Linked DNA regions of Mus musculus: region 1 is linked to region 2. Evidence: chromatin contacts called from ENCODE POLR2A ChIA-PET data. All regions are on one chromosome and are shown on one strand. Each heading gives the region's core, a stretch centred on a gene start or an enhancer-like site at or near the end of the contact. The rest is flanking DNA. Distances are from core to core; before and after follow the strand shown.

What was found. ChIA-PET counts read pairs that join two places held with the same protein, here RNA polymerase II (POLR2A).
Region 1: POLR2A ChIA-PET joins it to region 2 with 62 read pairs in Patski. The contact joins the promoter of Lacc1 here to the enhancer-like site in region 2. POLR2A ChIA-PET finds 5 or more read pairs at or near these places in 3 of 5 experiments (Patski and embryonic stem cell).

What each region holds. Positions count from the first base shown.
Region 1 is chr14:77,034,883-77,039,967 of GRCm38, reverse strand. Lacc1 (laccase domain containing 1) reads left to right here and starts at 3,351. Exons shown (of 8, transcript NM_172488.2): 1 at 3,351-3,471; 2 at 3,978-4,156; 3 at 4,563-5,085. The coding sequence starts at 4,614. Ccdc122 (coiled-coil domain containing 122) reads right to left here and starts at 3,196. Exons shown (of 6, transcript NM_175369.4): 1 at 2,997-3,196.
Region 2 is chr14:76,505,698-76,510,652 of GRCm38, reverse strand. It overlaps Tsc22d1 (TSC22 domain family, member 1), which reads right to left. Exons shown (of 3, transcript NM_207652.3): 3 at 2,888-4,236. The coding sequence ends at 3,979. Among named protein-coding and RNA genes, the nearest start is that of 4930444M15Rik, 13 kb to the left of the region's middle. Within about 2 kb of position 1,753, at least 2 of the 3 ENCODE cell types and tissues checked have a DNase peak (open chromatin) inside an H3K27ac peak, as active enhancers do.

The DNA of each region.
Region 1 (5,085 bases), core at 2,102-4,601, 530 kb before region 2:
GTGACCTGCCTATGTGATATGCTGCTGTAATAGTGACAAAGATGTGACAGTAACCAATCATTCAGTGTTACTTTGGTCTCATATAGCTTTGTTTGGGACTTTTTCCCCCCTTACTGGCCTTTGGTTTTCAATTTTGAGTTTTTGTGAGGTGTGTGTGTGTGCTTGTTTTTTAAAGAGAGAAAGAAGGGATCCGGGATTGAAGTTGGGTGGGAGGGGAGGATCTAGGAGGAGTTAGGAAAGGGGAAAAGTATGATCAGAATATATTATACGAAATTTTTTTCAATAAGAAATGATAGGAGAACAAAAACCTTCAAATGATACAAGGTCAGTCTTGGCAACGCTTCATTTACTATTTTTGTCTCTATAATTGATGAAGATCAAATTTCTGTTAAGTCATACAGTTTGTGGTCATTTGTTTTGGCAGCCCCAGCAAACTTAGCAGGGGATATTAACATGGAAATTTGTATAGGTTACACGGCCTATTCTGAAAAGACACAAAAACTTTCATTCAAATGGCTTAAAAGTAACTGTTTAGGCCAGTGAGGTGGCGCAGTAGATAAAGATGCCTGAAGCTAACCCTGATAGCCTGAATTCAATCGCTGAGATTCACACAGTGGAGACGAGAACTAACTCAAGGAAGATGTCACCTGACCTCCACATGCATGAGCTTGCTCTCTGTCTCTGTCTCTGTCTCTGTCTCTGTCTCTGTCTCTCTCTCTCACACACACAAATACTCACAAAATAAAGATTATAAACATTTTTAAAAATTGATCACAGCTTTCAAAATTTCTACCATCTCATAAGATTTACAATATAGTATGATATATAGCAATTTCCCAAGAGTTTTCCTCAATAATAAAGTCCCCTAAATACTGCCTCTAAGACATACCTTCAAATAATTAAAATACAGAGGTAGTCTTAGCCTATCTACACTTGGCTTCTAACCACCTCCCTTTTCCTACTCCCTTTGTGAGTCCTAGGTGGTTAGTTCCCACAGCACACCTAATGAGCATGGTTAGGAAACTGCTCTCAGGCGTGTTGTCCTGGTTTGGTGCTACCAGTTGAACTATACAACCATATCATAAATTATATGTTTGCTATCAAACCTGTTCATGCCAGCTATACTTGACACTATGCTCTTATAACTTAAGTAAATATGAAGCAAACCAATTATATGGTATAGAAATAAAGTTTTTGCTTCTCTGTAGTCTGTTTAATGATTTCTAAAGACACAGTAAAGGGCGTGAGATAGCTATCAAAGATTCTAAAGAGTAAGCATGCATTCTGATGGCTTCAAAGGTGCCTTTAAACTATTTTCCTCTTCAAGAAACAGAATATTGGGGACTCTTTTATGTTTAGACATAGGTGTGTGCTTTACGCAAGAGATGCAATACAGGAAAATAAGTTGATCATGTACAAAAAGGCTCTGGAATTTTTCAGTTGATTGACACATGAGCATCAGCTAGATTAAAATAAGTTCACGATACTATGCTACATTTGTTGACAACATTCTGGCTTAGTTTTGTCTTCTTTTTAAAAGCTTTACATAGACCAAACCTCCATAACCTGTAAGAACTTTCATTCCTATAAAATGTGTGATTCAGGGTCTAGCCAAACTTTGCAGTGTACTGTTTGGCCCTGAGCTCAGACTGTGTCTATCAGAGGGCTCCTCGTGCATGAAAATCCCAAGGAAGCTATTCTGCGAAGTGAGGCAACCAGGCCTCCAGGAAGGTTATGTTTAAGCTTGAAGGGTATTGAGCAACCGAGAGCAGGTCAGCTCACAAAAGAAACGTGTTCAAAGGACAACAAGCAGCAAATGTAAAGAATTGTCGATGGCCTACGATAGAACAGCCTTTACTTGCATGGCTTGAGAAGGAGTTTGTTGTTTGTCTTCCAAAATGAATTATGCATGTGAATCATCTGCGAGATAAAAATAAAAAAGCAGAACAAAACAAGCCCAGGCCTGACTCCCATAGACTCTGAGTCAATCTGCAGCCGGGGTGTGGGGTACCTACTCTACTATTAAGTTCTACTTGTTCCCATGTGCAACCAGGATTGAGAGGCTCTGTAGTAGCCTGGGAAAGGGGAGAGAGTGTTAAGAAATGCAGCCCAGACAGACCAGATGCTGAAGGAAATGGTATGTAAATACATTATCACAACTTCCCTAACAACTTAGCTATTTTGAAAGTTTTGTTACTGCCAGTGCTGTTGCATGAATGAATCCTGAGCTCTCATCCTTGGACATGAAAACAAGAAAAAAAGCTTCTAAACTTGCTTTTAAAAAAAAAAATCCATTTTCCTTAACAGACAGCAAGTTTATGCCAAGGCATGCATGTCTGATCAGATCTGTGTTATCTATCCCTCAGGGTTCCTGGAAGTGTCCAGCGAGCATTCAATGTGTGCCCTCTGAAAGTGATCACACGGCCTGGAGTAGGTTCTATGTGGGCTGGTTACCTTGGCCGCTAGTCAAGTTGAGATGGGTGCACACTTAACAAGACTTCTAGACTCCCGGATCCCCTAGAGTCTTCTCATTCAGGAAACACTTGAGCACTTGGAGGAAGACCAAGGAAAATGAAGGCCCTCTCCTTCCTCCATTGCCAGTCCTCAGAAAATGCGCTTTCTCTTACCTTCTCATATATTTTGAAGAGTGGGTATTTTTCCATTTACAACAGTACTTGATTTTCAAATTGTTGTTTTTAAATAAATAACATTAAACCCTTGGGGGACAAAGGAGCCTTAATTTTTATCTTATTGCTACTGTAAGAATGAATGCATTCCGTCCTGTGAGGGGACACACTTGGGGGGGGGGGTAAGAGAAATCGACGTTGCCAACACAAGTGAACAGTCAAGGATGTTGGTCCCAAATGAAAGTACAGAATCAGCCGAAAGGGGGAAAAAATGAAAACTAACTAGAAACTTAAAAACTAAACAAAAAGTGAAAAGAAAAAAGAAAAAAAAAAGCCACTCCCCCACAAAAGTCACCAGAGTCCCCTTACTTGAGCCCGGATTGGAGGGCGCTAAGTGACAAGCTGGCCACACTGCTGGGTCAGCAGATCCTTCTGGAGTCGCCACGGCCCGCGGGGAGAGGGGACGCTTCTTCCCTTCCCTTCCGGGCGCCTCACGGGACGCGCTCGCCCGCGGCTCTCCGGGCCCCCGCGCCTCAGCGCCCGGGCCTCAGGCGGCCTCCACGGTGACTGCGGGCGCTGACCCGGAACTGCTGAGCGGCGCGGGAATCCCCCGCAAGGGGCTCGGCCTTGCGTCTCCAGGGCGCCACCTCGCGGCCGTGGCGGGAACACCCAAACCCGGGCGCACGCCCGCGGGAGCCCGAGGCCGCCGGGAGGCCCGGGGACGCGGTGAGGCGGGCGGACCGGCCGGCCGGTGACTTTGGGAGCCACTGGGGTTCGAGCGCCGAGCCTGCAGCTCACGCCCCAGCTCGCGGCCGCCGAGGAGAGCGCGGGAAGCAGCCCTGCGGTGAGTCCCGGGCGGAGGGGAGGTCGGCGCGGCGACGGGACGGACGGACGCACACCGTGCAGTCCAGGCTCCTCCGAGGTCGCCTGCACGGCTGGCGGAAAGAATGAATGAAGGCGCCAGTGCCCTACGGGGCGGGCGGAGGTTGGGGTGGGCGTCGGGGTGAAGGCTCAGCAATGGTAGGTGTCAGAATTGGGGGTCACAGGGTCGGCAGAGGGGAGCTCCAGCCTGGACAGGGAGTTCAGAGAATCTGCAAGTGGTCAGAAATCGACCCTGATCCAAGTTGCAGTGGCTTTTGGGATTATCCCAAGTGCGGAGGACTGTGTAAACCTGGGGGGAAAGCCCAGCCTGTGGGCTAGCTTTTACCTTTAAAAAATGAGTGTGTTTGTTTGTTTGCTTGCTTATGGTGACAGACACCTTTACTCTTCTCTCTCTCTCTCTCTCTCTCTCTCTCTCTCTCTCTCTCTCTCTCTTTCTTTCTTTCTGGTGACATACACCTTTAATCCCAGCACTTGGGAGGCAGAGGCAGAGGCAAGCAGGTGTCTGAGGTCGAAGCCAGCCTGGTCTACATAGCTAGTTCCAGGACTGCTGGGGCTGTTAGACAGAGAAGCTCTGCCTCGAATCCCTGTCCCAACCGCAACCCCAAAGAAGATTGGCTGCTGATACTGCTCAACTTAATATCCTAAAGGTGAGACCTCAGTATTTCATGAGATGTGATCTAATCTTATAGACATGATGGGGATAATGACATAACAGATTTACATCCTATAATTAAAAAGACTTGATCTCAGACAACAAGTAATTTTGTACTTAAAATCTGCTATAAGGAAAACAAAGCATAATTTCTATTCTATAAAAATGTACCCAGCTGTTCACAAAATAAAAGATGGCTCTGCCCTTAATTGTCAGGATGAATGGTGCACTGGCTTTTCTGCTCTGCACACTACATTTATTTTGGTTACTTTTTGTATTGATGCAATTTACTTCCTATTTTTATTTTTATATTTATTTATTTATTTTTGTTCACCACAAATTTCGGTTGTATCTATAAGAAGATCGAATTTATTGTTATTTGTGATCACTTTTCTTTACAGCTGCTATGGCATAAAAAGTCTTTGGGGCAAAAAAGACTGCCTGATTGAAGAATGGCAGAAGCAGTCTTGATTGATCTCTCTGGTTTACAATTGAATGCACAGAAAAACTGCCATGAGACCTTACTGGAGACACTGGATGGTATTCACTACCACCACGCTCCCAAGGCCAAGTTCCTTTGCATAATATGTTGCAGAAATGCCAGCAAGGAAAAGGATGGGGAGTATGGCCTCTGTGAATTGGAAGCAGGAAATGGCTTTTCACGTCTCGCGGGAAAATTCGAGACTGTTAGCCATCCCTGCCTGGCTGCCTCTTTGTATACAATTAAACAAAAAATTGATGAAGAAAATCTGAGCTGCATTAAGGTGATTGTCCCCGAGCACAGGAAACTGTTAATGAAGGCTTACGTTGGTCAACTCTTCACCGAGGTGTATGAGTTTGAGTTTGAAGATCTACAGGGAGCTTGGAGGGATAGCCTTTTGAAACCATCCACTGGAATAAACGTGACCACAACTCAAGAACTAG
Region 2 (4,955 bases), core at 504-3,003:
GAGTTCTACCGAATGGTTTGCCACTTTGTAGTATGGATCTCCGACTCCCGACAGTTCCACCACCACCCCCGATGGCTCACCCACTGCATAGTTTAAAGTGTTTGTCAGAAGCCACGGACCTTGGGATACTCATTTCCTCCTTCGCATCCCAGGCAGAAGATGCTAAAATGCTCCGTGGTGACCCATGCTTGCTCCTAGGGCTGTGCTTCCTCACTCAGGGCAGCAGGGGAAGGCCTTCTGCTTTGATCATTCCCTCATAAAGGACAGCAAGTGCCTCACCTCCATGGACACTAGGTCTTCATTTGCAGATGGGTGGAAACCCAGAGGATCATTTTGGGTCAATTTGGCAGAATTCAAATCCTTCAGCACTCACTCACCAGGAAGGAAACCCAAGTCTCAAAGTGATACCTAACTCCAAGGCAGAGGCAGGGACAGGGAAGAAGACAACAATGGATCTAAGACAACCATCACGTCCCAGTTTGCACTGGGCAGTGGTACAGTGTTTAGAACTGAGTTCTACCTTCTGGGAAGACCCCAGCCAACCAGTGTGGTCGTTTGTCACAACAGGTCGTCACGGCAGTCCTGCTTAAGGAAAGACACGGAGCACTTAGAAAGCAACGGAGACCATCTTCATTGCAATGTATGTTGTCCCTGGAAACTCAGAGAATTGGTTTTGAGAACTACACAGTCTTGTAGCACACACATCCACAGTCACAATCTTGGTCCCTGGGTTGACTGGAGAAGGTGGGGGTAGGGCCATCCTATCAAGAGACATGGCTTCTCATTTAGCAATACTTTTTGTTTGTTTGTTTGTTAATTTCGAGAAATGTCTTGTTATATAGCACTGGATGGCCTTGAACTCAAGATCTTGCTTCAGCTGGATCTACAGGCATGTATCTCCACAGTCATTAACTAGCGCTCTTAAAGATGTCTGCCCTCAGCCTGGGGTTCACACACACACACACACACACACACACACACACACACACACACACACGATTGGCAGAGATGGATCTTGGGCAGGTTGAAGATACTCGTTGATATTCTCTGAAGAAACTAACCCAGCATTCTAAGACTCGGTGCTCAGTCTCCATGAGAAGGGCTTTTCTAATTTGAGCTGAAGTTTAGCCAAGTTCTGGGTCTTGAAAGCTCTCACCCAGTGATTTCATGGATGGGGAGGTGGGTCTGTGGATTTCTGTTCCCTCCAAATATCAAATAGCCGGTTTCCACAGCACCTCAGGTGCGGTCGGCGAGTGTCTTTCTCCCACACAGCAGAGCAGGAACCTCATGGCACAATCTGCTCCCCAGTCCTGTTGGTAGGCAGTATTTTCAAACGATTTTATCTGGGAGGAAATTTCATTTTCGGCTTGTGTCTGATCTTACTGCTGTGATTACTGTCTGAATGGATGGGAAATGGACAGCTAAAGGCTGTCACTGCACAAGGCTTCATCTTGTATTTCACTCAGCCGGAGGGACAGTAGTGCCTGCATTGAAATTCATTTTCATTCCTAATTATGGTTATAATTAACTTTTATACGTTTCCTGAGCAAATATATAAACCTGATTTCTGGCACGCTGTATTCATCACAATTATTTTTACTTTTAAACTATGCGAAAACCAAAAGCACAGCTCCTGAATTCTGAACATTGTTAATTTGAAGCAGAGAGCAGGCATTCTTAGAATCACATGGTACCGTCGTCTCTCCGGCACTGTGCCTGGGTCTGTCCTGCAGTGACGTCACGAACACCCAGGGCTCACACTAGATCTCCTTCGGCTTTAGAAGTCACTCCTGCTCCATGGCAGGTGAAGTGTGACTCTATCAACTCCATAGTGACCCACGGGCCAAGGATGCCTAGTTAGGTTTGTGAGTTAGCAATAAGATGTGCTTAGAAATCAACTTAGATATGTTTAAATAGCAGTCAGTAAAACTTCTGAATTTACAAAGGCGAGGAAAGGCCATAAAAATATATCTTTTCATGTTAATGATTCATTACTATTTCACATATCAAGACACCGCAATCTTGTGAGATTTTCTATTAGTCGAAATAATGTCTATTTAGTTCATCAAGGGTGGAGACTTTAAATTCTCCACAGCTACATGAAAAAATGTGAGATGAAATGGCTACTGTCTAGTTTTCTTCAGAGAATCACCATCGAAGCTTCCCGTTAGATCAGTTATGTAGCTCTAAGTATGAGACACTGTCAAGTTCTTGCTGCCCTCCAGTTATCATTATGGCAACTGCCATCGGCTTACAGTGAGGACTTAGGTAACCCTCAGAGGATGCACAGGATGGACCCAACTCGCACCACATCCAAGAGCTATTGCCGAGGTCCTGGGGCAGAGAGCCAAGCCTGTCCTGCTAAGGCCCTTCCTCCTCCTTAGGCTCCACTGTGTTTACACATCACCCAGAAGGGAGAGATGTCCCAGGTCCTACCTAGCTCAAGCCCAGTACATCCTTTCAACCCCCAGAAGAGTGTCTACAAACACAACTACTCTCCCAGGGGCCAGAAACTCATTCTGGCAGCAGAGCTGTCAACGTGGAAACGAACCTGTCCCTCTTCCTTTAACCTTCACACACCAACCAGGCTTGTTCCCTCTCAGTTCAGCAACTACGAATAAATAAGCTCTACATAAACCCTCAAATTTTAAATTGGAGAAGTGAAGATTCTCTTATCAGTCCAGAGGGGTGAAGTGACTTAGTCACAAGAGAATGAGCCCTTCTGCCTGCATTCCCCCCCCCCCCCCAATCAAAACAATGTCTCCTCTCTTCTGGAGTCAAAGCACTGGTGTCAGCGCCCTGAGACTTTACTAGGCAAACTGCTGTTGACTTCATGAAGAGCAGCTGTGGAAATGAATGTATTAATGGCGTCATATAGAAACACGTGTGTATCAACATTTGATATGCTTTATTGAAAGGTGACAAGTAGAACAGGTAAATACAGTGGGGACTGTGTGGGGGACATGCGCAGAACGACTATACAGGTGAGGTGCAGAAACCCCTACTGGGAAATCCACTTCCTTAGCAACTGACCACTTCTCCAGGTATCACCAGCTTAACTGACATCGGTCACGGGGAGTTTACTTCGCAAGACTTCAGCAGCTAGATTCCGGGATTACACAGAGTGACTAACTGGGCCAAATTCTTAAAATTTCTTCAGGTGTGGTTTTTGTCACAAAGCAGTTTTTAAGTAGATCTCTCTAGGAAGGACAAGCCACACCTTTTCAGACAGCCAATGAAACATCTACATTTCAATGTGTAGAAGCTAAACAGTAGTTACGGACAGTCCTCTATGGTACAAATTCGTTACACTACATACACAAATATACAACAAGCAAAACAACCTTCATAATAAGATAGCCTAGGTCCCAGCTACCTGTCACCGTTGTGTCACTAACAGTTTTGTGTCTTCTGATGGTTCAGAAAAGAGGGACAGTACTATCGTGTTTTATAAGCTTTGGTGACAGTTGTCGGTTTTGTATAAGGACTGCATCATCCCTCCCCCCGCCCCCCATTGCAGTCTTGTTTCTGGCCTCTCCGAGTTCTTTGAAGGGAAGGAGAAGAGAGCGCAGAATCCAGGAGCAGCCCACTTTCCGAACCCCACGCAGGCGAGCCCCACGAAGGCGAGCCGCCCGAGCTCTCAGAAGCAGGGTGGGCGGCTGGGGAGGGTTGAAAAGGCACAGAGCTCCTCGGGGTCAATTAAACCATTCCTCAGACATCTGCCACGTTGCACAGGGCACATCCCTGCTCACTCTCTGATTAACCTTTAATTCACTCAACTAGTACATTTCTTCAAGCCAAAAGCTTATGAGTGCTTAATACTGGGGAGAAAGCGAGAACAGCGTGTGAGTCTCACGTCTCTTTCGTAGACAGCAATGAAATGGGTGACTGTGGAGGCGGCTTCTCTCTAGCACATCTCTTCGGTCTGTTCAGTTCAGACAGCAGCAGCAGCAGCCAGTTCTGTTGGGGCCTAGGAGGCTATGCGGTTGATCCTGAGCCCTGGGATGCTGGCTGTGCAGGGGGCTGTGTGGTCCCCTGTGGCTGCGTGGTGGCCGGAGGGGAGCCAGTCTGCAGCTGGGCCTGAAACTGGGCGAGCTGCTCCGGACTGGCCAGCGTCTTCAGCAGATTGTTCTCCTGCTCCAGCTGGGAGTTTTTCTCTATTAGTTCTTTGATCTGCTCCTTCAGAACTTCCACTTCCTCCCTCACCGCATACATCAAATGGCTTTTCACCAGATCCTGAAAACAGGAGGCAAAGAAAGGCTTTAGCTTACTAGGTCCTGGACTCTCCCTAACCAATTATTTATTCTATCTCCAAAGAGCATTTAAAGCACACTTGTGGAAATCTGCGCATAATCACAACCGCGCAATACTCAAGTTTAATGTATACGTGATCAAGCTTTCCAAAAGTCTCCAGACTTTCTCTGCAGACATTAATGACGTCTACAGTCCAGTTTCCAATTCAAGATGGCAAACCGCACCACACAGGGGCTCAGGCCCTGTGTTCGCTCTCCTCCAGGCCCGAGGCCCAGTGGCCGCTTCCCCGCCCCCAGGCCCTCCCGGCGCAGGGAGCGTCCCCTCCCATCTCCTCCCTCCCTTGGCACCGGCTGCAGCCAGTTCCTACAGAGCGTGTTGCCGCATTTTCTTCCCTCCACCTCTACTCCCCCCAGCCCCCCCTTGATTAAGCTGACATCACAGAAACCTGGGCAGACGTCGTAGCCAATGGGAGCCCGAGTTATTTATAGCTCTGAATTAAAGGTTCAGAGTTTGCCTAGCAACAGTGGGCAGAGAATCCCGTGAGAAGAGCCACAGGCGCTGCTCCAATAACAAAGAACGACCAAGGCGGAAATAAAAAATCGGAGAAATCCAGGCGCAGGCCGAGAAAGACAAAACTTTTCTCCCATTCCCCTCCTTTGTGCGGCCGCAGCACCACTGGAGAGGGTCTGGTGGGGTCTAGG